Regions from separate parts of the Homo sapiens genome. Here all the other regions are linked to region 2. A link is a loop called in an ENCODE intact Hi-C map of the cell type or tissue named here. Cell type or tissue: Calu3. All regions are shown on one strand. Each heading gives the region's core, and the rest is flanking DNA. Links, peaks and the distances in the headings are about the cores only. Region 1 overlaps IKZF3 (IKAROS family zinc finger 3). Region 2 has its middle 21 kb from the start of ZPBP2. Region 3 overlaps IKZF3 (IKAROS family zinc finger 3).

Region 1 (8,423 bases), core at 1,612-6,611, 80 kb after region 2:
ATGTGCCTGCTAACTTTCATAGCAGCTTTTCTTGCCAAGTGAGTTCTGCTTCTCAAATAAACTTTGGCACCAGGCACGGTGACCCGAGCCATTGTGTACCTTGGTGCCATTTGATAGCTAGAGGAAGGTACCCTGCTGAGGGATAAATGAGGAGTCCCAGTGGTGTGCCAGAATCAGCTCATAGCTGCTTGTTAAATTTTCAACAATTTTGTATGCTGGCTGACTCCATGATGGTAGCTTGAAATTGGCCATGGTGGAGTATTTATACCACTGAAATCAGCAAATGCCACAAATAAGCCCTTCCCCGATCCTGAGCTGGTTGTTAAGCAATTACCAGAACACCACTGGACTGAAGACTGAACAAAATCCTGTCCTGGCTCATCAGAACTATCAAATTTTTTGTAATTTGTCAGCCCAAAGGGATTTTGGGTTTTGGGTGTTCTGTTTTGTTTTTGTTTTTGTGTTGTAGTTTGCATGAAAGAGAATAGTGTCGGAGACAAGAAGAGTACATGAGCTCTCTCCACAACATAGTAGATGGGATCCCGAAATTTTATCTTGTAAAATATGGGGGTCATATTATTGCAAGTAAATGAAATATAGTAGGTGGTTTTGTGTTTTGTTTTGTTTTTAATATACTGTTACAAAAAGCACAAAGCAATGACAGTGAAGTTTAAACTGGACACAATTGTAAACCTTAAAAGACCCAAATGATCTTGAAGCAATTACTTCCTATCCATTCCCATAAGAACTTTAGCTTGCTCTTGTCTGAGAAGTGGGCAAGGGTAGACAACTGGAGGCAATCAGCAATCCTTTTACATCCAAATTTGTACACATTGTATTGTGGCAGGGTGTTATTGTACTTGATTGTGTCCCAAAGACATGGCAAGAACAGTCTTTTATAGTTGTGTTCTTTTGTGCCAAAGTTCTGGGAATATAGTAAATGCTCAGTGTTTATCCATTTTTCTTTCTGCCTTTCCATCCAACCATCCATTCATCCATTTATCCCCTGCAGTGTTCACAAGTGCTCACTAAATAATTATTGGTTCATTAACTAAAGTGAAGAACAGCATGTGAGTACATTTTGGCATTGGGGTCTTTTATTTTAGTAGTGTTCTTGAAATGCTGGGAAAACTTTCCAAGGATTGCATGGGATAATTTTAAGAGAATCAATTTCCAGGTCCGCAACTTCAGTATATTCTCTGCCCTTCTTCCTAAAACTGATCTGCCTAGAAGACTGCTGCCATTGAGCTTGCTTGCTTTTTCTTTTCTTTCTTCCTTTCTTTCTTTCTTCCTTCCTTCCTTTCCTTCCTTCCTTTTCTTCCTTCCTTTCTTCCTTCCGTCCTTTCTTCCTTCCTTCCTTCCTTCTTTCTTTCCCTTTCTGTCTTTCTTTCCCTTTCTTTCTTTCTTTCTTTCTTTCCTTCTCTCTTTCTCTTTCTCTTTTTTTATTTCCTCCCTTTCTCCCTCTTTTTCTTTCTCTCCCTCTCTTTCTTTCTTTCTTTCAGACAGGGTCTTGCTCTGCTGTCCAGGCTGGAGTGCAGTGGTGTAATCACAGTTCACTGTAGCCTTGACCTCGTGGGCTCAAGCAATACTTCCACCTCAACCTCCTGAGTAACTAGGTCTACAGGCACCCACCACCATGCCCTGCTAATTTTTTAACTTTTTGTAGAGGGGTCTCACTGTGTTGCCCAGGCTGGTCTTGAACTCCTAGACTCAAGTGATCTTCTCGCCTTGGTCTCCCAAATTGCTGAGATTACAGGCATAAGCCACCATGCCCAGCCTTCCTTCTCCACTTTATAAAAGAAAAGAACATTTCTCACCCACCTCTAAGGTGTAAGTACTTCCAAGATGCCAAACAAAGGATCAATTAGATAATTTCTTTTATCAAATTTTCATAACTTATTTCCTCTCTATCCTTCTCATTAGGAGATACAGTCCCAATAAATTTTACTTTTTGTATTTGGTAATTATTGATCAAATTATAATATACCTATATTGTTTTACTCAATTGTATGTTAATAATTGTAATGCTAATTCAATCCAGAAGAAAACACATTTTGACACATAGCACTTCATGTTAACAAAAGTAACTATATTTTATTGGGTTTTTTTTTTTTTTTTTGCTGCAGATACATATAATGGGATGAACAATAGATGACTCAAGCATACAAGAGTACTACATTAGGAGAAAATTCCATGGGGGTAGTGAAATGGAAATAGAAGTTCAAAGAGAAATTTCCTGACTTTCTTGAAAAGCTTACTTATGTATTTTTAAATTCATGATGGAGTAAATTAAATCACAAATATGTATATATTCCTAAGTAGATACATTTGAAAGGGTGTGGTAATGGTTTAAACTATCATTATTTACAATACACAAACTGTATTCTTTTGTTTAAAAATAGTTAAACTCATGATGAAAAATTATAGATGTCAACTTAGTATGTACTTAATGTCCACTATGTATAAGAGAGATATATAATTTTTCAAAATTCTTTTGAGGATGCTTGAGCAAAAAATTTGAAAAATGCCAACCACTATTATATGAAGTTTACAAAATATAACACAGAGGTGTCTTTAAGCCTGAGCCTATTTAAAGGCCTGAGGCAGAGATTCTCAACCTGAGATCTCAGGGTTTGAGAAATCAATCAATAGTATGTGAAATTTCGTGTTTATGGGCATGTGTACCTTTTTCTGGGCAAAGAGTACAGTTCTCAAAGATGTTCACAACCTAAAAAAGATTAAAAAGATCTGACCAAAGCATGTAAAGTCTTAAGAAACTTGACTTTGCTGTTTTCATAATAGTTTCATATGCACTGGCATGTGGAATTGCTTCCAACATAAACAATTTTGGTTCAGTTGTTTGTATATAAAATAATACTAATTATGAAAAATAATGAAAGATTCAATCTCCCTTTCTTCATCATCATCCTGAAATCTATGTCAATCTTTTAATTTTATTCCTTGCTTATTCAGAGGCCTTTTCTTTTCTTAATTTTGATGGAGAAAATTACAGGTGCTTCATCCATAGAAAAATGCTGAATGGAAATGTGGAAAACAGTTTTTAAAAGAATAGACATCATCTGCCCCTGACAGTTGTGTCTTGCGGTTTCTTCCAGGATCTAATCAGCAGTCTAGCAATAGGTTGACATAGTATTCAGGCTTAGAATTAGGAAAATTACATTTGGAAGTGACTAATAACACAGTACTTTCAAAGCTTTGGATTTTAAAGCGTCACACACACAGCAGGTGAATGAAGATGTCAGAGCCAGGCCTAAAGGAGCACCCTGGTAATCCAGCCCTTGGTGTATAACCTTCAAACACCAATAAACAAGATTATCTGGGTTTAACATGTGACCTTTCTCATTTTGACTGGTAGGTCCAGATGTTTTCTCGTTTAGCTGCCTGGTTGAAATCTGCTTTAACTGACTGCATTTGGATCTAGATTTGAGGTTGCAGGAATGACAGTCTTGAAAACTACATTCTGCACTGGGTGATACTGTCTAAACAGTAACATATGGAGACCTATGGTTTAATAACTAAAAATAATTTGTGACCTTACCCTTAATAGATTTGCTAATTATGTCAACTGAATAAGTAAAAATGGGATCACGATAGATATTTCACTATATTCATCAGTCTGGTGGCATTAAAGACATTGACAAGATGTGTTAGAACCAGCCTTTTCTGCACCTGCGTCTACAGAAGCAAAAATCTCAGCCAGGGCCTTTGTTATCCTTTCTTACTCCTTAAGTAATTTCATAGCAGCCCTTGAGAAAATAGGAAAGGCTCTTTGTTAACTTCTGTTAAGTCAGCCTAGGCTGTGGTCATACCTCCCATCCACCGACATTTGAACAAACACTACTTAATGGTCCATTATTACTCTTTTCATTACTTGGAGCCCAGAACTCTCTCTTGCATTTTTATATGACCTATTCCTTACTTACCATCAGCTTGATTTTCCGGTTCTAGTCCTTCAGGTTGTACTAGTTCTCTCTCTCTCTCAGACTGTAAAGAAAAGATAATTCTTTATTTTCTTATTTTGTCTTACGAGAGAACTCACATTCCTGAATGAACCCTCAGTGAACTTCCCCAGGTGCATTTATATCACTGCTGCTTTGCAGTCCAGAGATAGTGCTCATTAACTAATTAATAACCACAGCCTAGTAAAACACACTAAATTATTAACAGAACAGAAAGTGAGACAGTATGGTCCATAAAAGCACAAAATATAACAAAGAAGTAATATATCCTTATGTATCTGGATCCTTATGAATTTTAGCCCAATTTAGAAAGAGCAAAAATCAGTAGTTAGGTATTTGTCTGAAATCGATAATAAAATAACTAAGTATGGGAAATGTCCAATCAGGCCAACTCTTTTATACTTGATTTTTTAACCTTCCTTTCCTACTGTCAAGTAGCGGGTGCCCTTGTGTTTTTCAACAAGCTAATTCTTGTTAATTTTGTTGAAAGGGAATGAAATCAGTTGTACAGGAACAAAAGGAGTTAAAAATAGTCTTCTGAGCATTTGTCATATGGAAGTAATCATAGCTCAGAAACTATACTTACCATGATGCTTCTTGTAATCATTGGTGAATGGGTAGCTAAACATTCCCATTTTGAGACAGAGTCAGTATCAGAGTCAGTATCAGAGCTATCAATTTTATTTTGTTTTGTTTATCTGTATAGATTTCTTTTTAAAACAGCTTTAATGTGGTTATAATTTACATACTTTAAATGTTCAATTCAATGACTTTTCTAGTAAATTTACAGAGCTGTACAACTACCACCATGTTTTAGAACATTTCCATCACCCTAAAAAACCCTTTGTACTTGTTTGTAGTTGATCCCCATTCTTGCCTGCAGCCTCAGGCAACCACTAATTATTTCTGTCTCTAAAGATTTACTGTTTCTGGGTATTTCATATAAATGGAATAATACCATATGTAATATTTTGTTTCTGGCTTCTTTTACTTAGCATAATGTTTTTGAAGTTCATCTATGTTGCTGCATGTATCAGTAGTTTGTTTCTTTTATTTCTTTTTTCTTAAAATTTTTGAGATGGGATCTCACTGTGTTGCCTAGGCTGGTCTCAAACTCCTGGGCTCAAGTGATCCTCCCACCTCAGCCGCCCGAGTAGCTGGAAACATATAGAGGCCCCGTCTCTACAAAAAAAAAAAAAAAAAAAAAAAAATTTAAATAGTCCCAGCTACTCAGGAGACTGAGGTGGGAGGATTGCTTGAGCCTAGGAGGTCGAGGCTGCCTAGTGAGCCATGATCATGCCGCTGCACTCCAGCCTGGGTGACAGTGAGACTCTGTCAAAAAAAAAAAAAAAAAGAATATCATTGTATTTATATAGTACATTTTGATTATCAATTCACTGTTTGGTGGACATTCAATTGTTTGCATTTTTTAGCTTCTATGAACATTTATGTACAAGTCTTTATGTGGACATAGGTTATCACTGCTTTTGAGCAGATACCTAGAATTGTTGGCTTGTATGGTAAATTTATGTTTAATTTTATAAGAAACTACCCCTATATTAGTTATTGATTGCTGTGTGACAAATGACCCCAAACCCTAGCAACTTAAAACATATTATCTCAGGAATACAGGCACAGCATATCTGGGTCCTCTGCTTCAGTCTCTCCCAAGGCTGCTAACAAGATACTGACCTGAACTGTGGTCTCATCTAAAGACTTGACTAGGGAAGGATCAGTTTCCAAGCTCACTCATGTGGTTGTTGTCAGGATTCAGTTCCTGAAGGCTGTTAGACTGAAGGCCTCGTTTCTTCACTGGAGGTTGGCCAGACACTGCCTTCAGCTCCTTGCTCTCCAGCTTACTTCATCTGAGAAGCTTGCAAGAAACACCACAGAGAGAAAGAGAGAGAGAGATGGAAGTCACAGTCTTTTATAACCTAAACACAGAAGAGACACCTTCCATCACTTTTCCATGTTTTTTTCATTAGAAGCAATCACCTAGGTCCAGCCCACACTGGAGGGGAATATTACACAAGGGTGTGAATGCTAGGAGCCGTTTTAGAAGGCTGCCCACCATACTGCCAAACTGTTTTCCAAAATGACTGTATCATTTTACACTCCCACCAGCAACGGATGAGGGTTCCATTTTCTTCACATCCTTGCCAGCGCTCTTTATTGTGTCTTTTTTATAGTAGCCATTCTAGCAGGTGTGAAGTGGAATCTCATTATGGTTTTAATTCACACTTCTCTAATGACTGAGGATGATGAGCATCTTTTCATTGGTCTGTTGTCCATTCATATAATTTCCTGGTGAAATGTTAATTCACATCTTTTGTGCGTTTTAAAAATTTTATTTATTACCTTAGAAAAGCTAAAGACTACTTTCGTGCATTTTAAAATTGGATTATTTGTCTTACTGAGTTGCAGGATATTTTCATTTATGAATCATGTTTTCAGTGCTGTATCTAAGAAATCTTTGCCTGTCTCAAGGTCATGAACATATTATGTGCCAGCTACTATGCTACGCCTATATATACATTATTTTGCTTAATTTCATTACTGTAACAGCCCTATTAGGTATAGATATTATCATTACTGCAACACAAATGAGAAAATTCACGGAAGTCAAATTACTTGCTGAGGTCACACAGCTAGTTAGTACAACTTGAACCTGGGTTCTGTCTTACTCCAAAGCCCATGCTCTTTTATCAGAAACTTAAAAAAAAAGAAGTCATTCAACTCTATTTTCAGTGGAAAAAAATAAGTTAAATACCATATTGTTCCTTCCCTGTAATTACCAATACCCATCCAATATTACTTGAATATTGTTAGTAGAAACCTCTCTGTGATCATTAGAAGCTGCTGTTTGAAATAGAAAGGACATAGATTGCAGTTTGTTGGCCAGATTCTATTCTAGTTTTATTCTGCCAGACAATATTCCCTCTGCAGTTTCCAGTAGAGCTAGGATGCATCTTTGCTTGCAGCCTTGAAGTATGTTACTGGGCAGCTGTTAAGCAGTTGTTACACTTTATCCCCAGGGATGAACATGTTCCAGTGACAAGATAGCTCATTCCCTTGTGTGCTTTTAATGTTGTACATTCACCCAGGAGAAGTCAGTGCTGAGTTTCTTCTATTATTTCTCAGTGCTCTAATTCCATTATTTGAGAACCAGGGAAGAAGGAAGGGAAGAACCAGAGATGGGTAAAAGTCTAAATAATATGTTACAGATGGTAAATGTTAATTTTTATTTTGTATTTTAATGTAATGCTAAAAAGAACAAGAGTCTTCTAATTCTTAATCCTTATACTCATTTCCTTCTCATCCAAGAATCCTTTATACGCTTTGGGTCTGATTGTTATACCTTGAGTTAGAAATAACAATTTATTTTTTCCCTCTGTCTTCGGCTAATATGCTAGCTTTAGGCAAAATTGCAATCTGTACAATTTTTAAAAACACTGTCAACCCTAATTTTGTACTTGAAGCAAATAATAGTATAGTTGTTCACGCTTTCCTTTCCTCCTTCTTATCTTCTTTCCTTCCTTACTTCCTTGTTTGTTTGGTAAGTAGTCACTGAGCTCTGTATCAGTGCTAAATGTTGATAGAAGCAGCATAATATACAGACGTTGACATCAAACAGCCACTATGTAGAGAGGACAACGGGGAATATTATAGGAAAAGCGGAGAAGAAATGGGAGAGATAAGGAGCTTGTTTGCAACTTGTTGAGTGTGAGATAAGTGTTGGAAATTCAGGAAGTGATTGTACATGTCAGGAAGTATATGTCTATGGCTTTCCAGGTCTACCGGAAATAAAAATTTGAGAGTCAACAGCAATAAAAACTTGGATCAGGAGACAGAGTATGTAAAGTGAAAAGGCAAAAGTTTCAAGAAATAGGCCCTAGGAAATAATTCACATCTAGGAGATAGAGAAAGAGGAATAAACAGAGGATATAAGTAAATAAGTGAGGTAGGAGTAGGACCAGCAAAGAATAAGCCAAGGAAAGAGATTTAAAAAGCAGGGACTGGCCAGTGGCATCCTATTGCAAAATGGTGGAGCAGGAAGGGCAGAAGCCAGACCACAATGGGCAAAGAAGTCAACTAGATGACTGGCTATCACTGTGGGCCATGGACCTTATTCTGATGCATTAAGAGAAACTACATACTGCATGACAGCATCAGAATCTTGTAGACAAGTTAGGGGTCTATTGTGATCTACTACTTCTTCTCTGCCTGGCCTAGTTATCATCACTAAATTGGTTCAGGCTGCCCAAGAAGTTCATTCATTCATTCATTCAATTTCTTTTTTTTTTTTTTTTGAGACAGAGTCTCGCTCTCACCCAGGCTGGAGTGCAGTGGAGCTATCTTGGCTCACTGCAACCTCTGCCTCCTGGGTTCAAGCGATTCTCTTGCCTCAGCCTCCTGAGTAGCTGGGATTACAGGCGCGTGCCA
Region 2 (8,423 bases), core at 1,821-6,820:
TAACCTAGTCATTAACCTGTGTGCCCAGTTTTTTTTATGCCGACAGAATAAAACTATCCAAACAACAGAGATTCATCCTCACTGGAATAGACACATATTCTGGATGTGGGTTTGCCTTCCCTGCTCATAATGCTTCAGCCAGCGCTGCCACCTGTGAACTCACAGAATGCCTTATCGACCATCATGGCATTCCACACTGCATTGTGTCTGATCAGGGAACTCACTTCACTGCAAAGGAAGTGAAGCAGTGGGCTCATGGCCGTAGAATTCGCTGGTCTTACTCCACTCCCCATCACCTAGAAGCAATTAGCTTAACGGAAAGGTGAAATGGCTCACTAAAATCTGTTACAGTGTCAACTGGGAGACAACACCCTGAAAGAAATGGGTTCTGCTTTACAGGATGCAGTTTAGGTTTTGAATCAGAGGCCACTATCTAGTGCTGTCTCCCTCATAGCCAGGATAGTCCAGGAATCAAAGAGTGGGTGTAGGAGTGGCTCCTCTCACTATTCCACCCAATAACCCACTAGAAGAATGTTCGCTCTCTATCCTGGTAACTTTGAGCTTTGATGGTTTGGAGATCTTTGTTCCCAAGAGGGGGATGCTTCCACAAGGAGACACCACAATGGTTCTTCCCTGGTTTGGAAGATGAGACTGTCACCTGGACATTTTGGGCTCCATATGTTGTTGAACTAAGCAGGGAAAAAAGGGGATGAGGTGAGAAAGGAGAGTTAATCTGGCTGGAGAGAATGATCCTGATGACCAATGGGAAACTGAGTTGCTACACAAGGGTAGAAAGGAGGACTATGTCTGGAACCCAGATTCTCTGAGGTACCTCTAGTTCTTCCATCTTCAATAGTAAAGGTTGATGGAAAACTACGTAGCAACCAAAAAACAGGTGTGGGGAGGAGAAGGGGTAAGAACAATAAAGATTCAGACACTTTGGCAATAAAATTTCAGTCATTCCACCACATAAAGAACCCACAGCAACTGAAGTTCTGACTGAGGGCAAGAATAACACGGAATTGGCTTCCCGCAGAAGGAAGCCATAGGTATAAACTACAACCTTAATGACCAATCACAGAAACAAAGTAGCTTTGCATATTTTCTCTTTGCTTCTTGTATTCACACCTTTATTTATTTATTTATTTATTTTGAGACAAAGTCTTGCTCTGTCGCCCAGGCTGGAGCACAGTGGCACAATCTCAGCACACTGCAACCTCTGCCTCCTGGGCTCAAGCGATTCTTCTGCCTCAGCCTCCTGAGTAGCTGGGATTACAGGTGTGTGCCACCACACCTGGCTAATTTTTGTATTATTAGTAGAGACGGGATTTCACCATGTTGGCCAGGCTGGTCTCTAACTCCTGACCTCAGGTGATCCACCCGCCTTAGCCTCCTGAAGTGCTGGGATTACAGGTGTGAGCCACTGTGCCCAGCCAATACCTTTATTTTAATATGCTATCCTTCTTCTCTCTCCTTTCCAGTTTTTAATATACAGATTGTTGGTAGATAATTTTACAGTTTAGTCTTTAGGTAAGAATATTCAGTGGAACTGTGACTGAATTTGAGAAGTATTTAAAATAGCAATAGAAACAATGACTGTTGGGACTACATATCTTTACATTTTGGGGAAACAGCAAGTACTTTTAAGATGGATAGATGTATCTTCTTAGAATATAAAATTGTGGCCAGGTGAGGTGGCTCACGCCTGTAATCCCAGCACTTTCAGAGGCTGAGGCGGGAGGATCACTTGAGCCCAGGAGTTTGAGATCAGCCTGAGTTCTAGAGAGAGAACTTGTCTCCACAAAAAAATTTTAAAAATTAACTGGGTGTGGTGGCACGTGCCTGTAGTCCCAGATACTTGTGAGGCTGAGGCAGGAGGATCGCTTGAGCCCAGGAGTTCAAAGCCTGCAGTAAGCTATGATTGTGCCACCGCACTTTAGCGGGAGCAACAGAGACCTTGTCTCAAAAAATAAAAATTGTTTTGTCCATGAACAAGAGTTCAAATGTGTATAGAAAGGTGCATGTGGACGTCAAATAGCCAAAAGGTTAGACTGTGACAGTTAGCAACTTATTGTCTCTCAGCTCCAAATTCATCCTTTTTGCCTGCTCTATGAAAATGAATCTGGGCTCTGATAATATTTTTCCTTTGCCAGCTGGCACAACAATGAACTGTCAGAAAGGGGTGCTGGAGAGACACTGTAGGTTCTGAGTTCTTGCTTTGGCAGGCTCTGGTAGCATGTTCAACTTCTCCATTGTCCATACCCTGCAGTGCCTGGTGGCTAGCAGCACCACTGACAACTCCTCCTCCTTCTGTGGATTTATTTATTTATTTAGAGATGATGTGTCACTGTTGCCCTGGAGTGCAGAGGCACAATCTGGCTCACTGCCATCTCTGTCTCCTGGGTTCAAGCGATTCTCCTGCCTCAGCCTCCCAAGTAGCTGGGATTACAGGCACCCACCACCACACCCAGCTAATTTTTGTATTTTTAGTAGAGACAGGGTTTCACTATGTTGGCCAGGCTGGTCTCGAACTCCTGACCTCAAGTGATCTGCCCACTTTGGCCTCCCAAAGTGCTAGGATTACAGGCATGAGCCACCACGCCTGGCCTCCTTCTGTGGTTTTATAGCAGAGTGTCTCTAGTGAGAAACTTCCCTATGTACAGCTTTTCCTGGCACCGCAGAGGGTGGGTCTCTGACAAGTTCTAGAGAGTGTATTTTTAGCACGACAATGACTTTTCTTCCATCTGGTGACCCATGGTTATGCTCATTTTAACAAGCTGGACCTCAGCCCTAGGGGATGGTGGATTTTCTTAGACACTCTCAGTCCTAGTGGTATTGCCTTAAAAATATATGTATATCTGTTATTCCTCTATTCTTTAGAGTTCTCCTTACATCTTACTAGGCAATTCCTTATTATTCCAATCCCTTGTTACATTTAATAATTCCTCATATTAAACTTCCTCTAATCAAATTACTGTGTATTTTCTGTCTCGAGATTGGACCCTGACTGATGCACATACAGTTAATAGATGGAAAATAATACATATTGCCATATTAATGTAGTGGAATAGAGGAGGAATGGAATCAAATCTTCATGTGTTAACAGAATTTTTTAAAATATGGGTAAAGAAAGTTGCAAAGCATACGCATTACACCTTTGATGTAAAAATTAAATGATTACAAAACTTAAGGCCGGGCGTGGTGGCTCATGTCTATAATCCCCAGCACTTTGAGAGGCCGAGGTGGCAGATCACCTGAGGTCAGGAGTTCGAGACCAGCCTGGGCAATACAAAAATTGGCTGGGCATGGTGGTGCGCCCCCTGTAATCCCAGCTACTCAGGAGGCTGAGGCAGGAGAATCGCTTGAACTTGGGAGGCGGAGGCTGCAGTGAACTGAAATCATACCACTGCACTCCAACCTGGGCAACAAGAGCAAAACTCAGTCTCAGAAAAAACAAAAACAAAAACAAAGACAACCCCCACCCAACAACAACAAAAAACTTACATGGGAGGGATACCTACCAATTTCAGAGTGGTGATTAATTCTTGGGGGGGATAAGAGAATAGTGGTAGAAGAAAAGTATAAAGAGGCTTTAAATGAACCTGTAATGTTTTGTTTTTAAAGATGTGAAGTAAACAAAAAACTGTAAGAATATAATGAAAATGAAAGGCAAGAGTCCATAATCTGCAACTGAAACAATTTGGCAGAAAAAGGTCAGCCTAGATTACATTTGGACATCTTCTCTTCTGGATATTCTGAGCAGGTTAATACACAGGTAACCTAAGAACACATATCTTGGTAAGAATTTCAGGATAGTCTGCTTTGCAGCTGATAAGAAAGCCTAAGGTAAGATAAAAATGTCCGGTGACAACACACAGGCTCTTACAAGAGATTTTATTAATCATTGATTAGAAAGGTACATAAACTGTTAGCCTTTTATTCCCCAATAATACCTCTGATAGGCTAGCTAATATGTCCATAGAGGCTAAATGTTTGTGCTCTTGAAAGTTTGTAATCAGTGATTTTCTTATACTTCAATAAACTAATGCTTTCACATACGACCAGAAAATTTTACTAAATCTGAACTAAGTAGATCCATTAGTTTTTCTAACTGCTTCAGACAGAAACATTTACAATACATGAAGATATGGCACCTGCAGTTCAAAGCATTAAGCTATTAACACCACATACATGCCAAAATGGTTGTTGAAACAAGCAAATGAAAACCAAATGTTCATTAGTTTATTAATAATACACTAGTGTTGGAAAATACTCTTGCAGAAGTACAAAATACAAAATTCTCAATACTGACTCTTTTGGTAGGTACAATCCTGTGAAATGTGACTTCTAAGTACTACAAATGTACACATACAGAATCAAGATGAAAAAGAGGGAGGCCAGGTGCGGTGGCTCATGCCTGTAATCCCAGCAATTTGGGAGGCCAACGTGGGTGGATTGCCTGAGCTCAGGAGTTTGAGACCAGCCTGGGCAACACGGTGAAACCCCAACTCTACTAAAATACAAAAAATTAGCCAGGCATGGCGGCGTGCGCCTGTAATCCCAGCTACTCGGGAGGCTGAGACAGGAGAATCGCTTGAACCCGGGAGGTGGAGGTTGCAGTGAGCCGAGATTGTGCCACTGCACTTCAGCCTGGGCAACAGAGGGAGACTCCATCTCAAAAAAAAAAAAAAAAAAGGGAAAGGGTGGGATTTTTTTCAGCAGCAAATTGTAGGAATGCTGTTACAACTTCTGTTTCCATTGAATAAGTCAGAAGATATAATAACTTTGTTGCCATTTTAGGGCTTTGTGTCTCTGCTAATGAGATAAAGAATATTACATTCATTTAATTTTGTTGTTAATGGGTTAACATTTGCAAAATATTAATTCAACACAAGCTTTTAATTCTACTGTGTTATAATATTTAAATAGTTTACTATGGATCGGGGTTAGGGGATGGAAAAAGTGTGAATCAATGTATCAAGGGGCAAATATTATCTCTCTCTCTCTCTCTTTTTTGAGACAGAGTTTCATTTTGTCACCCAGGCTGGAGTGCAGCGGTGCGAGGATGTCAGTTCACTGCAACCTCAGCCTCCCAGGTTCAAGCAATTCTCATGACTTAGCCTCCCAAGTAGCTGGGATTACAGGTGTGTGCCACCACATCTAGCTAATTTTTTTTTTTTTTTTTTTTTTTTTTTAGTAGAGATGGGGCTTCGCCATGTTGGCCAGGCTAGTCTCAAACTCCTGGCCTCATGTGATCCGCCCACCTTGGCCTCCCAAAGTGCTAAGATTACAAGCGTGAGGCACCATGTCTGGCTTTTTTTTTTTTTTTTTTGAGACAGGGTCTCACTCTGTCGCCCAGGCTGGAGTGCAGTGGTGTGATCTTGGCTTGGCTCATCGCAACCTCTGCCTCCTGGGCTCAAGCGATCCTCCTACCTTAGCCTCCCAAGTAGCTGGGACTACAGGTGTGTGCTATCACACCCAGCTAATTTTTGAATTTTTTTGTAGAGACAGGGTTTCATCATGTTGCCCAGGCTGGTTCTGAACTCCTGGGTTCAAACAATCTGCCTGCCTCAGCCTCCAAAAGTGCTGGGAGTACAAGCATGAGCCACCATGCCTGGCTGCAAATATTCTCAAGATTCAAAATAAGTAGCAAGTAGGATATAACCACAAGTTTACCTCTGAATGCAGATTCAATTTAATCAGTTCAATTACTTATTACAGCTATAATGCATAGAAATGTGGGGGGCATTCAAAGGTTAGTATGAGGAAGTTCCTGCTCACAGGAGTTTATTCTAGTAGGGGATGGTGGGGAAAGGATACAGAAGATAGAAAAGACATTAAACCTAGATTCAGTGCTGGAAGAGATATTATGGATTTAATATAATCCTTTCATTTTACAAATAATGAAAGAGGCTTAAAAATGTTAAATGACCAGTCTGGGCAACATAGTGAGGCCTCATCTCTACAAAAAAAATTTTTTTAATCAGCCAGGTGTAGTGGCACATGCCTATAGTCCCAGCTACTCCAGAAGCTGAGGCAGGTGGATTGCTTGAGCCCAGGAGGTCAAGGCTGCAGTGGGCTGTGATCACACCACTGCACTCCAGCCTGGGCAAGGCAGCAAGATCCTGTCTCAAAAAAAAAAAAAAAAAGAAAAAGAAAAAGAAAAAAGAAAAAAAGTAAATTGTAACAAAAATGTGGTTCCATGCTAAAATTAGCAGTAGCAGACAATACATTTATGGAAGAAACTGATCAGTGTGGGTAGAAGTGTTGTGAATAACGTGGAAACAAAGATGGAAGGGCATTCTACATATGAGGAATAAGTGTAGTCTGTCTAGGAGAAAGCAAGATGAGTCTTGTTACAGAAAAGGGTTCAAACTGAAAAGACCTTTACATTCTTAGAGCTGGAAGAGAACTTAAGAGATTTAGTCCAATCTGTCCCCCAGTGTAGAATGATAGGAATCAAGGTGGAAAGGTCAATGGAAACCAGACCGTAGAAGGCTTTGGATGCCAATTTTGGGTTTAATCTTTTATGCCAGGGGTTGCCAGCCTCTTTTCCCCTCCTTTAGGAAGCTTTTTTTTTAAGACTTCCCCCCACAATTGCCTTCCCATGAAATTTTAATACCACAGATAAACTGTGTATCTGCTTGTGTAACGTGTGATCCTTTTTTTGTGTGTGTGACAGAGTCTCCCTGTTGACCAGGCTGGAGTGCAGTGGCACAATCTTGGCTCACTGCAACCTCCACCTGCCGAGTTCAAGTGACTCTCTTGCCTCAGCCTCCCAAGTAGCTGGGATTACAGGTGTGCGCCACCAAGCCCAGCTAGTTTTTGTATTTTTAGTAGAGACAGGGTTTCACCACGTTGGCCAGGCTAGTCTCAAACTCCTGATCTCAGGTGATCTGCCCGCCTTGGCCTCCCAAAGTGCTCTGATTACAGGCATGAGCCATTGTGTCCAGACTCGTGTGACCCTTTGAAGAGCCACAAACATATGAAAAAATGCTCAACGTCACTAATCATCAGGGAAATGCAAATTAAAACCACAATGAGATAACACCTTACCCCAGCCAGAATGGTCATTATTAGAAAGTCAAAAGACAATAGATGTCAGTGTGGATGTGTTGAAAAGGGAACACTTATACACCGCTGGTGGGAATGTAAATTAGTACAACCTCTATGGAAAACAATAGCAGATTTCTCAAAGAACTAAAAGTAGACCAACCATTCAATCCAGCAATCCCACTACTGGGTATCTACCCAAAGGAAAAGAAGTCATTATATGAAAAAGACACCTGCACGCATATGTTGTTTGTTTGTTTGTTTGGAGATGGGGTCTCACTCTGTCATCCAGACTGGAGTGCAGTGGCATGATCATGGCTCACTTCAGCCTCTGCCTCCCAGACTCAAGTGATCCTCCCACCTCAGCCCCCTAGAAGGAGCTGGGACTACAGGTGTAAGCCACCAAGCCTGGATAATTTTTTGTATTTTTGGTAGAGACGGGGGTTTGCCACATTGCCCAGGCTGGTCTTGAACTCCTGAGCTCAAGCAATCCACCAGCCTTGGTCTCCCAAAGTGCTGGGATTACAGGGTGAGCCACTGCATCCAGCCAGCATGCATATGTTTATTGCAGCACAATTCACAGTTGCAAAGATATGGAACCAACCTAAGTGCCCCTCAACTGACAAGTAGATAAATAAAATGTGGCATGTATACACCATAGAATACTACTCAGCTATAGGAAAGAACAAAATAATGTATTTTGCAGTAACTTGGATGGAATTGGAGGTCACTATTCTAAGTGAAGTAACTCAGAAGTAAAAAACCAGGCTGGACACAGTGGATCATGGTTGTAATCCCAGCACTTTGGGAGGCGAAGGCAGGCAGATCACTTGAGGTCAGGAGTTTGAGACCAGCCTGGCCAACATGGCAGAACACTGTCTCTACTAAAACTACAAAAATTAACTGGGCATGGTGGCGCATGCCTGTAATCCCAGCTACTTGGGAGGCTGAGGCACGAGAATCACTTGAACCAGAGAGGCAGAGGTTGCAGTGAGCCGATATTGCACTACTGCACTCCAGCCTGGGCAAGTGAGACTCTGTCTTAAAAAACCAAAACCAAAAAAAAAAAAAAAAACCCAAATACTGGCTGAGTGTGGTGGCTCACACCTGTAATCCCAGAAATCTGGGAGCCCAATGTAGGTGGATCACTAGAGCTCAGAAGTTCGAGACCAGCCTGGGCAACATGGCAAAACCTGGCTCTACCAAAGAAAAAAAAAATTAGCTGGGTGTGATGGTGCATGCCTGTGGTCTCAGCTACTCAGGAGGCTGAGGTAAGACGATTGCTTGAGCCCAGGAGGTGAAGGCTGCAGTGAGCCGAGATCGTACCACTGCACTCTGGCCTGGGTAACAGAGCAAGACCCTGTCTCGAA
Region 3 (8,423 bases), core at 1,399-6,398, 120 kb after region 2:
CTCGCCTCACCTCACCTCTCCTCTCTTGTCCTCTTGTTCCCTCCCCTCCTCTTCCCTCCTCTCCTCCCTTCTCTTCTCCTCTTCTCTCCTTTCTCCTATATTTCCTCTCCAAGGCACTGTTTTTTGAAGATTCAGCTGCCAGGGTAATGGCAATGGGTAAGGTGTGAAGGAAGAGTGAGTCATTCCCTTTAATCCTTGCTGACAGTTGCACAGCACTCAGACCAGCCTTGACTTCCCTGACCTCTTGAACTGTGAGGGTAAAGGTGAAAATAGACCATCAGGTCAGCCCGCTGCTATCTCAGGCGGGCTGGCGATAATTACCAGTAGGGAGCATTTTGCATCCATTAGAGATGAACTGGGGAAGAGGGACAGATTGGATCAAGTCTAAATGTATTTTGAGACACAAACATGCTCTCAAGTTGGAGAAAAATATTTTTTTTTCTAATTCTCCAAGAAATTTTGTATGTCTTTGTTTCAAATGGGAAAAAAAAAAATGGACACACGTCCATCAGGAATCACCATCTTTACATTGTCAGAATAATTCTGTTTAAGTTGTTCTTTTCAAAGGACAAGAAGACCTTCCTTTGCACATACTGTCCTTTAGGGGATTTCCTTTCTCTGAATCTTGTTCTCCTGTTATAAACTTGTTTGACTACACTTCAAACTAGGCCATCCTCAAATACTTGGCTCAAAATGGATTTCTCTCTTGGATGCAGAAGAAAAATGACTACATTTCTGCATATTTCTCCTGATTTTTATTCTTTCCCAAAAAAACAGATGTTATTCAGACCAAAGTGGTTACCATAGCATCTCCTTATTTTAAAAGTTTTATGTATTACTTTATTAAAGGAAGTTTTCATAACGAAAAGAACATGAAAAAAAGATCTCACTCACCTGTGGTAAACATGTTAATGAGGTTTTGACACTTCAACAAACCATCGGATCTCCCTGTGAAGTAACTAATGAGAAATTGCCTGCTTTGGTTAACAGCAACAGGAAGCAGTTTTAATACCTGTTTCTAAGAGAAAAAAAAGTATTTTTCCAACCCCTTCCCAAAGGCCTGATGTCCATAATCCTGTAAGCATTACAATGTCATAGTATTTTTGGGCTATTAGGAACCACCAGTGAGGCTCTTTTACCATGGAAGGAAGGAGGATCAGAGAGGTGGAGTGACACAGCTGGCAGGTGACAGAGCAGCGCCAGACCTCGGCCTATAAGGCACTGCAGTCCAGGCCCTTCCTTCCCCAGGAGGTGACCAAGAGCAGTGCATGTCATGCGCGGGGCTTTGGACAGCAAGGAGTCTGGTCATTGAAAGTTGGTGGGAGAGGCCAGGTGCAGTGGCTCACACCTGTAATTCCCCACTTTGGGAGTCCTAAGCAGGTGGATCACTTGAGGTCAGGAGTTCAAGACCAGCCGGGCCAATATGGTGAAACCCTATCTCTACTAAAAATACAAAAATTAGCCAGGTGTGGTGGTGGGTGCCTGTAATCCCAACTATTTGGGAGGCTGAGGCACAAGAATCACTTGAACCCAGGAAGCAGAAGTTGCAGTAAGCCGAGATCGCACCAGCTTGGGCAACAGAGCAAGACTCTGTTTCAAAAACAAAAAAGAAAATTGATAGGAGGAAAAAAACCCTTGAAGAAGGGCAATTGTTCTCCCTCAAGGGTGATTCTCTTTAGAAAAGAACAGTCTTCCCTGGTGACTCCATGAGAACAGATGACATCCACACAGCACTTCCCAGTGTCTCACAGAGGACAAAGACTTCTGCAGCAACCAAATGTGGTCTCCAGCTCAGCTTTCCCCAGTGCCACCCCCACAGCTCTCTCTGTTCTTTCCTCCTTCCTGTTTCTTCTTGTTCTCTGGCTCCCCTCTGTTTTCCACCTCCTGCAAGAAGTGTTAGTTTCACTTAGGTTGAGATCAGAGCCATGATGATGGTTGGATATTCTATTTTCCTGCCTTTTTTGTTCATTTGCTTTTGGATGTGTGCTGATAGTAAGAGTGAGGGATAACACTTGTGGGAAATTATATGACGCAGCAGCAAACACATTTAAGTGACTTGAAGAACTTTAAGACTTAAGACCTGAATATTTCACCTTACCCCATCATGGTGACTCTAAATATTGGATTTCTGTTATTTTTCTAAAGGTTCGATCATTTTGCCCCCCTCTTCAAAAAAACCTTTCAATGGCTCCCAGTGGAATCAAATCTAAACCATTCAGTCAGGCCTTCTGAGCCCTCCACAATCTGTCTTCAACTTACCTCTTCTAATTTTATCATTTCAGCCAACCAGTCCTTTACTTCAGCCACAATGAACTCCTCCTCCCTCTTCTGTGTAATATCTCACTCTTGTCTGAATGGCCTCCCTCACATCTGCCCTTAAAATACACATTGTAGGCCAGGCACAGTGCCTCATGCCTGTAATCCCAGCACTTTAGGAGACCAAGGTGGGAGGATCACTTGAGCTCAGGAATTTGAGACCGGCCCAAGCAACATAGTGAAACTCTGTCTCTGAAAAAAAAAAAAAAATCAAAAACCTAGCCAGGTGTGGTGGCATGGGCCTGTGGTCCCAGCTACTTAGGGGGCTGAGGTGGGAGTATCACTTGAGCCCAGGAGGTTGAGGCTGCAGTGAGCTGTGATCACGCCACTGCAATCCCACCTGAGCAACAGAGTGAGACCTTGTCTCAAAAATAAAAAATAAAAAGAAGCACACATTGTCCACATTCCCACACCCCTGTGTTCTCTCTCTGCTCCATCCTCCCTCTGCACTCCAGGCGAGTTTACTAGTCTGCTTCTTATTATAGATATGACTGTCTCCACCACCGTCACTACCACCACCTCTGATTTCAAGGAGACTTTAAAGAATAGATGAATCTTTGCCCCATATTAAGTGTGGCATATTTGAGAAGTAATTCAGTTTTCTCTTTCCACTCTCTTGGCTACTCTATGTTTTGTTCTACCATGTAGCATTAAGGATACTGATTTGTCATGAAATGATGTACATGCTGCATCTCCTCTAGTGGATTGCAATTTTGTTGTATTCCTCAAATCACCTAACCATGGTGCTAAGCAAATAATGGGAATAGAGTGCTTACACATGCCTGGCACTGCTAAGCACTTTATAGATATCATAACAACTCTGCACAGCATATACTTCTTGAGTGCATGTGCTGGTCCATGTGGAAAAAGCAGTTGCTGCCACTAAGCCCCCTTTCCCTCTGCTATGGGAACCATCACAGCAGAAAACCTGAAGTCACTGCTGGTGGTGGGGCTGTGCAGCCATGGGCAAGGTAGCAGCCAGGAAACATCAGTTAACACTCAAACATATACTGGGATATGTGGGCTCTTGGATTACATCCTGGTTCTCTGTTCACCAACTGGGCAATCTTGGAAAGTGAATCAAACTGTTTGTGCTTTAGGTTCTTCATCTAAGAGATGATAATTCATACCTTAAAAGGTATCATACAAAAATTAGCCAGGCATAGTGGCACGTGCCTGTAGTCCCAGACACTTGGGAGGCTGAGGCAAGAGAATCACTTGAACCCAGGAGACGGAGGTTGCAGTGAGTCGAGATCGTACCATTGCACTCCATCCTGGGTGACAGAGCAAGACTCTGTCTCAAAAAAAAAAAAAAAGTATCAACCCCTAATGGGCTGGTAAAATGAGACAGTATGCAAAGTATCTAGGATGGCACGGTGGATACAGCAGGGGCTCAATAAATAGTACTTATCATTATTGGGATTATTGTATATAAGGCACAGTGCAAGGTACTGTGAAATATAAAGACCAGAAGTAAACATATTAGGGTGGTGGGTCTTCCCCCTCAACCCTGCAGACAGAGTTCTGAATCCACTTGCTCAGTTAAGGGCCCTTTTAGCTCTAGCCTGTGATTCTGTACTTCCAAGTTGGCACTTAGAAGCCAACAACCATATGTCCTCACCACATTGCATCAGTTCAGGTCAGGTGGTTTCTTAGTTTAGAGTTAACAAAGCCAAGATATAAGACATTGACACCTTTAAAAAGAACCACAGGTAGGGAATGGCCCAACCAGGCAGCCTTAGTTTCTAAACTTAGGACTTGCTGTTGCCGTGTGTATTTTTGTTGGAAGAAGACCTCTAATTCAGCCTGAAGCTGGTATCATGAATCATTCAAAGGCGTGGTGTGATTTTGACTAGAAGCTGGACCAGATGCTCCGTGCAGGTTTGGAAGCAGTTACACTTTTGTGGTTTGACTAACCTTTTTTATGAGTGTGTTACTAAAGAAACGTGAGCTGTTGGCTTTTCAATTACTGTAGTTTACCCTTTCTGGGTTTCATACACATTGAGTCATCGTGTCTACAGGTGACTGATAATCATCTGCACTGCTCAAGTTACCGTAACTCAGAGACGAGGGGATCTGATGATTGCAAGTTGCATGCACGTGAACATCTGAGGCTGCCCCATCTCCTTAACAATGAACAATGGTCTGTGTTAACTACAGAATTCAGTCACATATTTCCACTCATCCAGGGGTTTATCTTCCTCTTAATGTTTTGCCTTTTACAATTTTAGCACTCAGCTGTTTTCTGACATATGCTGCAGGTGGTATAGATTGTGAAATTGTAGGCCTTGTTAAGTAAAGCAAACTCTTAGGAGAAAGGATAAAATCAGAGTTTGTGATGTGCCTACCCCACCCAGAAACCTTCTGGAGCCTCTCTGTTGGGTGAAAAGAGAAAAAGTTTCTCAAGGACCCCTGGTATTTAGGGAGATGAATAGAGGTGGCCACAGTGGAAAATAACCAATAACCTTAAAAAGGCCAAGAAACCGAAGTTCATCATTTCTGTGTCACATTCTAGGGAATGAATGTCTGTGACCTTAGCTGGCTCTCATGTTCTCAGTCTTCCAGATGGCCTTGACCAAAGATATATCCAATCTGGAAACTGAAAATAAAAAACATTGATTACTTTGGCCAAGGTCTACTCTGCTGTTGCTTCTCATTGAGTTTCCAAGACAGGGTATTTTCGTTTGCATATTTTTTTTCTCTCTCAGGTATTTCTCTGGAAACTATCAGGTTGGCCTTAAGGTCAGCTGCTTGTGGGGATGCAAAGACAAATTCATCTCATGGGAATAGATCTTTTAGCTGGTTCTTCTGGCTCCAATTTCTCACTGTTCTGGTCTGCCTTACACATTGCTGTTACGTTAACCACAAACCTGTCTTTCTCAAGGGCAGGTAGCCTTGGCTCTTGGTTCGGATTCACACCCTACAGTGGGCCATTCGGAATGCCCACCATTCGGTCCTACCATGCATTATCTTTTTTCAGTGTTTCCCCAAATGTAGGATGCAAATTGCCAGCAAGCACATGGAGCATTTAAAAACCTGGGTCCACACAGCAGGATAATTATTTTCTTTCCAGTTCTCTTTCAGTCTCCTGGATCATACTAAGGAGAAAAATTTAGACTTAATTTGATGCCAGTTGTCTTTAACACTAATCTCACACTTGGTAATCTCTGTTTTTAACAAAGGGGGAAGGGATCTTAGTCTCCAAGTACTCACAGTAGTATCCGATCAAAATTTAATGAAATGCTCTGTTTCATTGTCTTTATTTTTCATAGTTACCTTCTACTTGTGGAAAGTGATTCTGGTTTTCCGTTTATGTTAGTGATATAAAGTTTCCTTAAAAACCACATTTATTTTAGAAAAAGAAAAAAAGAAAGAAAATGTGAACCAAATCAAACAGAGGAAAAAAACCCAAGCATTTACCAAGTGTTTTCCATGTGGCAGGCCCTGTTCTAAGTGCTTTCCAGTGACCCTGTGAGGTACATACAATTATCTTCACTTTACATGAGGACACGGAACATAGGTTAAGTGACTTGCCCAAGGTCACAAAACTGGTGACCAATGGAGCCAGCATCAAACCCAGCCCATCTGACACCAGAGTTTATTCTCTCAACCACCACACTGCCCTGGTGTGTGGATATTGCAGAATGTGAAGGAAGAGTGAAGCCTGAGAAATACTGTATTTCATACTTCTTGATCGCGTTTCAGCCAGACTCGCTTTCTGCACACGTCCCGTGTAGTCCCACCTCTCTGCCTTCATTCCTGCACTCCCCCTCAACTAGGATGTCCTCTCCCGCTTCTCTGAAAATCTAAATTCTTCCAGTTCAAGACCCTTCTCAAAATTTAGATTTTCCAAGAATGCTTTCCCTTCCCCAAGTACTTCTGAAGTTTCTGCATTCCCTTAATGCCTAAATATACAATTTATACCAAATTGTCTCACCGATGCCTGTATGTTACCTTATTATTCTTTTTAAAGAACACGTTACTTCCCTGCCTAAATGCCTCAAATGTGGGCATTTAGAATAAAAGCAAAGACCTCCATAGAGCAAAGCAGTCCTTTTACAACTTTTTTTTTTGAGACAAGGTCTTACTCTGCCACCCAGGCTGGAGTGCAGTGGTGCCATCTCAGCTCACTACAATCTCTGCCTCCCAGGCTCAGGTGATCCTCCCACCTCAGCCTCCTGAGTAGCTGGGACTACAGATGCCTGGCTAATTTTTGTATTTTTTTGTAGAGACAAGGTTCCTCCATGTTGCCCGGGCTGGTCTCGAACTCCTGGGCTCAAGTGATCCTCCCTCCTCAGCCTCCCAAAGTGCTAGGATTACAGGCCTGAGCCACCGCGCCCGGCCAACTTTTAACTTATACTTTTTCTCGAGTTCTATATATATATAGGTCTTATTTCTCATCCACTAGGTTGGAGACACCTCAAGAACAGGAACTGGTTCTTCCAATCCTTTTGTTTTCTCATGGCATTTTTTCTTCTTCTTCTTTATTTTCATTGCTGAACCCTTTACTGTAGGGCAGTGACAAATTTTGGAATCTCAACATGACTAGGAAACATTATAGAAGGATATGGTTTAGCAAATCCCTCCAGGATCCAAGCTGACAGAATGGAGAGGCTCAACAGTGACCTCAGCCTCACCTCCAGCACTCGGCTCCACTTCCTCGCTTTCTCTCCCCTCTCCCCACCACTCACCACTGAGCACATCTGCCCTCACTGCAGTCCCCATCCCTGCCTTCCCTGTGACCAGAGAGCCTCTGTTTTCTAACACACAACACCCACACACTCTGAAGGTGGCTAAACTCTGTTTTCAAAACTTCTCAGCAGTTTGACATGAGAAGTAGGAGAGGGTGACCACAAGTATATTTTTTCAGTTAAGTGTGAGATAGGCCCTAATGATCACATGTGTATCAGAGATACACTTGCCAAGCAAAGGAAGAGAAACACACGTTAGGAAAGGGACAAAGACCATGATCTCTTCTCAAGAAAACTTTTCTCAAACTTTCTACATTTGAAGCTCTTTCACTTCAGTCTCAGTCAGCCAGGACGGGTGAGTTTGGGGAGTAGCCAGTTGGAGTCTGGGGGGCTATTTTCTCTATCTCTGTAGCTATTTAAAAAGCTGCCGAGGTGAGGCACCGAGTGTCCCCACTCTTTGCAGCACTTCTGTCCCCCTGGCTACCTAATATTGCAAGCAGAAAATAACAAGCAAAAGCAAAATAAGAGTTGGGAGCCGACTGTGTCTTAAGAGATCATGAACTATAGCAGAAGTCCCAGGCTCCTGTGGGCTGGTGGCTCCCTTGTCCCTCTAGCCCCATCCTAGTGTCCTGCTTCTTTCCCTCCTTTCTTGAGGGCTCTCCTCTAACATGCACAGTGGGCATACCTTACCATGTGGCCTCAACTGAACCACATCTCTGCCCCTCTCTTCTGCCTGCTGGCTTTATTTTAACCATCCAAACACGTTGCTGCCGACCAGTGTCCCCTGAGACAGCACCATGGGAAACCATTCTGCCAGGCTTGGTCTTCTTGAGCAGCAGGCAACTTAACTCTCCTCCCTTTTTGAGGTCTCTAGAAAATATTTACAAACTCTCTGCCTTGGCAGTGTTCCCTTTGTAACCCTTTCTGTCACTTGTTCCAGGTGAGAAGCGCCACTGCTTTGATGTCAACTATAATTCAAGTTACATGTATGAGAAAGAGAGTGAGCTCATACAGACCCGCATGATGGACCAAGCCATCAATAACGCCATCAGCTATCTTGGCGCCGAAGCCCTGCGCCCCTTGGTCCAGACACCGCCTGCTCCCACCTCGGAGATGGTTCCAGTTATCAGCAGCATGTATCCCATAGCCCTCACCCGGGCTGAGATGTCAAACGGTGCCCCTCAAGAGCTGGAAAAGAAAAGCATCCACCTTCCAGAGAAGAGCGTGCCTTCTGAGAGAGGCCTCTCTCCCAACAATAGTGGCCACGACTCCACGGACACTGACAGCAACCATGAAGAACGCCAGAATCACATCTATCAGCAAAATCACATGGTCCTGTCTCGGGCCCGCAATGGGATGCCACTTCTGAAGGAGGTTCCCCGCTCTTACGAACTCCTCAAGCCCCCGCCCATCTGC

Evidence for each region. Hi-C counts contacts between places; a loop is a spot of excess contacts. Peaks named below come from ENCODE experiments on the same cell type or tissue, not always from the same donor. Only the 100,000 strongest peaks of a DNase experiment are listed, where the experiment ranks them.
Region 1: a loop joins it to region 2, with 2.0 times the contacts of the local background. A loop is called at or near these places in 3 of 110 quality-filtered maps.
Region 3: a loop joins it to region 2, with 2.1 times the contacts of the local background. A loop is called at or near these places in 2 of 110 quality-filtered maps.

What each region holds. Positions count from the first base shown.
Region 1 is chr17:39,804,313-39,812,735 of GRCh38, reverse strand. All of the region lies in intron 3 of IKZF3 (IKAROS family zinc finger 3), which reads left to right. Among named protein-coding and RNA genes, the nearest start is that of IKZF3, 56 kb to the left of the region's middle. In Calu3, for the core only: no CTCF peak of the experiment used is centred there; DNase peaks (open chromatin) are centred at 3,255, 3,965 and 4,366.
Region 2 is chr17:39,884,913-39,893,335 of GRCh38, reverse strand. No RefSeq gene overlaps it. Among named protein-coding and RNA genes, the nearest start is that of ZPBP2, 21 kb to the right of the region's middle. In Calu3, for the core only: no CTCF peak of the experiment used is centred there; DNase peaks (open chromatin) are centred at 2,305, 2,635, 3,305, 3,835 and 6 weaker places.
Region 3 is chr17:39,766,018-39,774,440 of GRCh38, reverse strand. IKZF3 (IKAROS family zinc finger 3) reads left to right here. Exons shown (of 8, transcript NM_012481.5): 8 at 7,948-8,423. Among named protein-coding and RNA genes, the nearest start is that of GRB7, 32 kb to the right of the region's middle. RefSeq lists enhancers at 1,720-1,779, 7,349-7,418 and a silencer at 3,977-4,046. In Calu3, for the core only: no CTCF peak of the experiment used is centred there; DNase peaks (open chromatin) are centred at 1,807, 2,742, 3,290, 4,290 and 2 weaker places.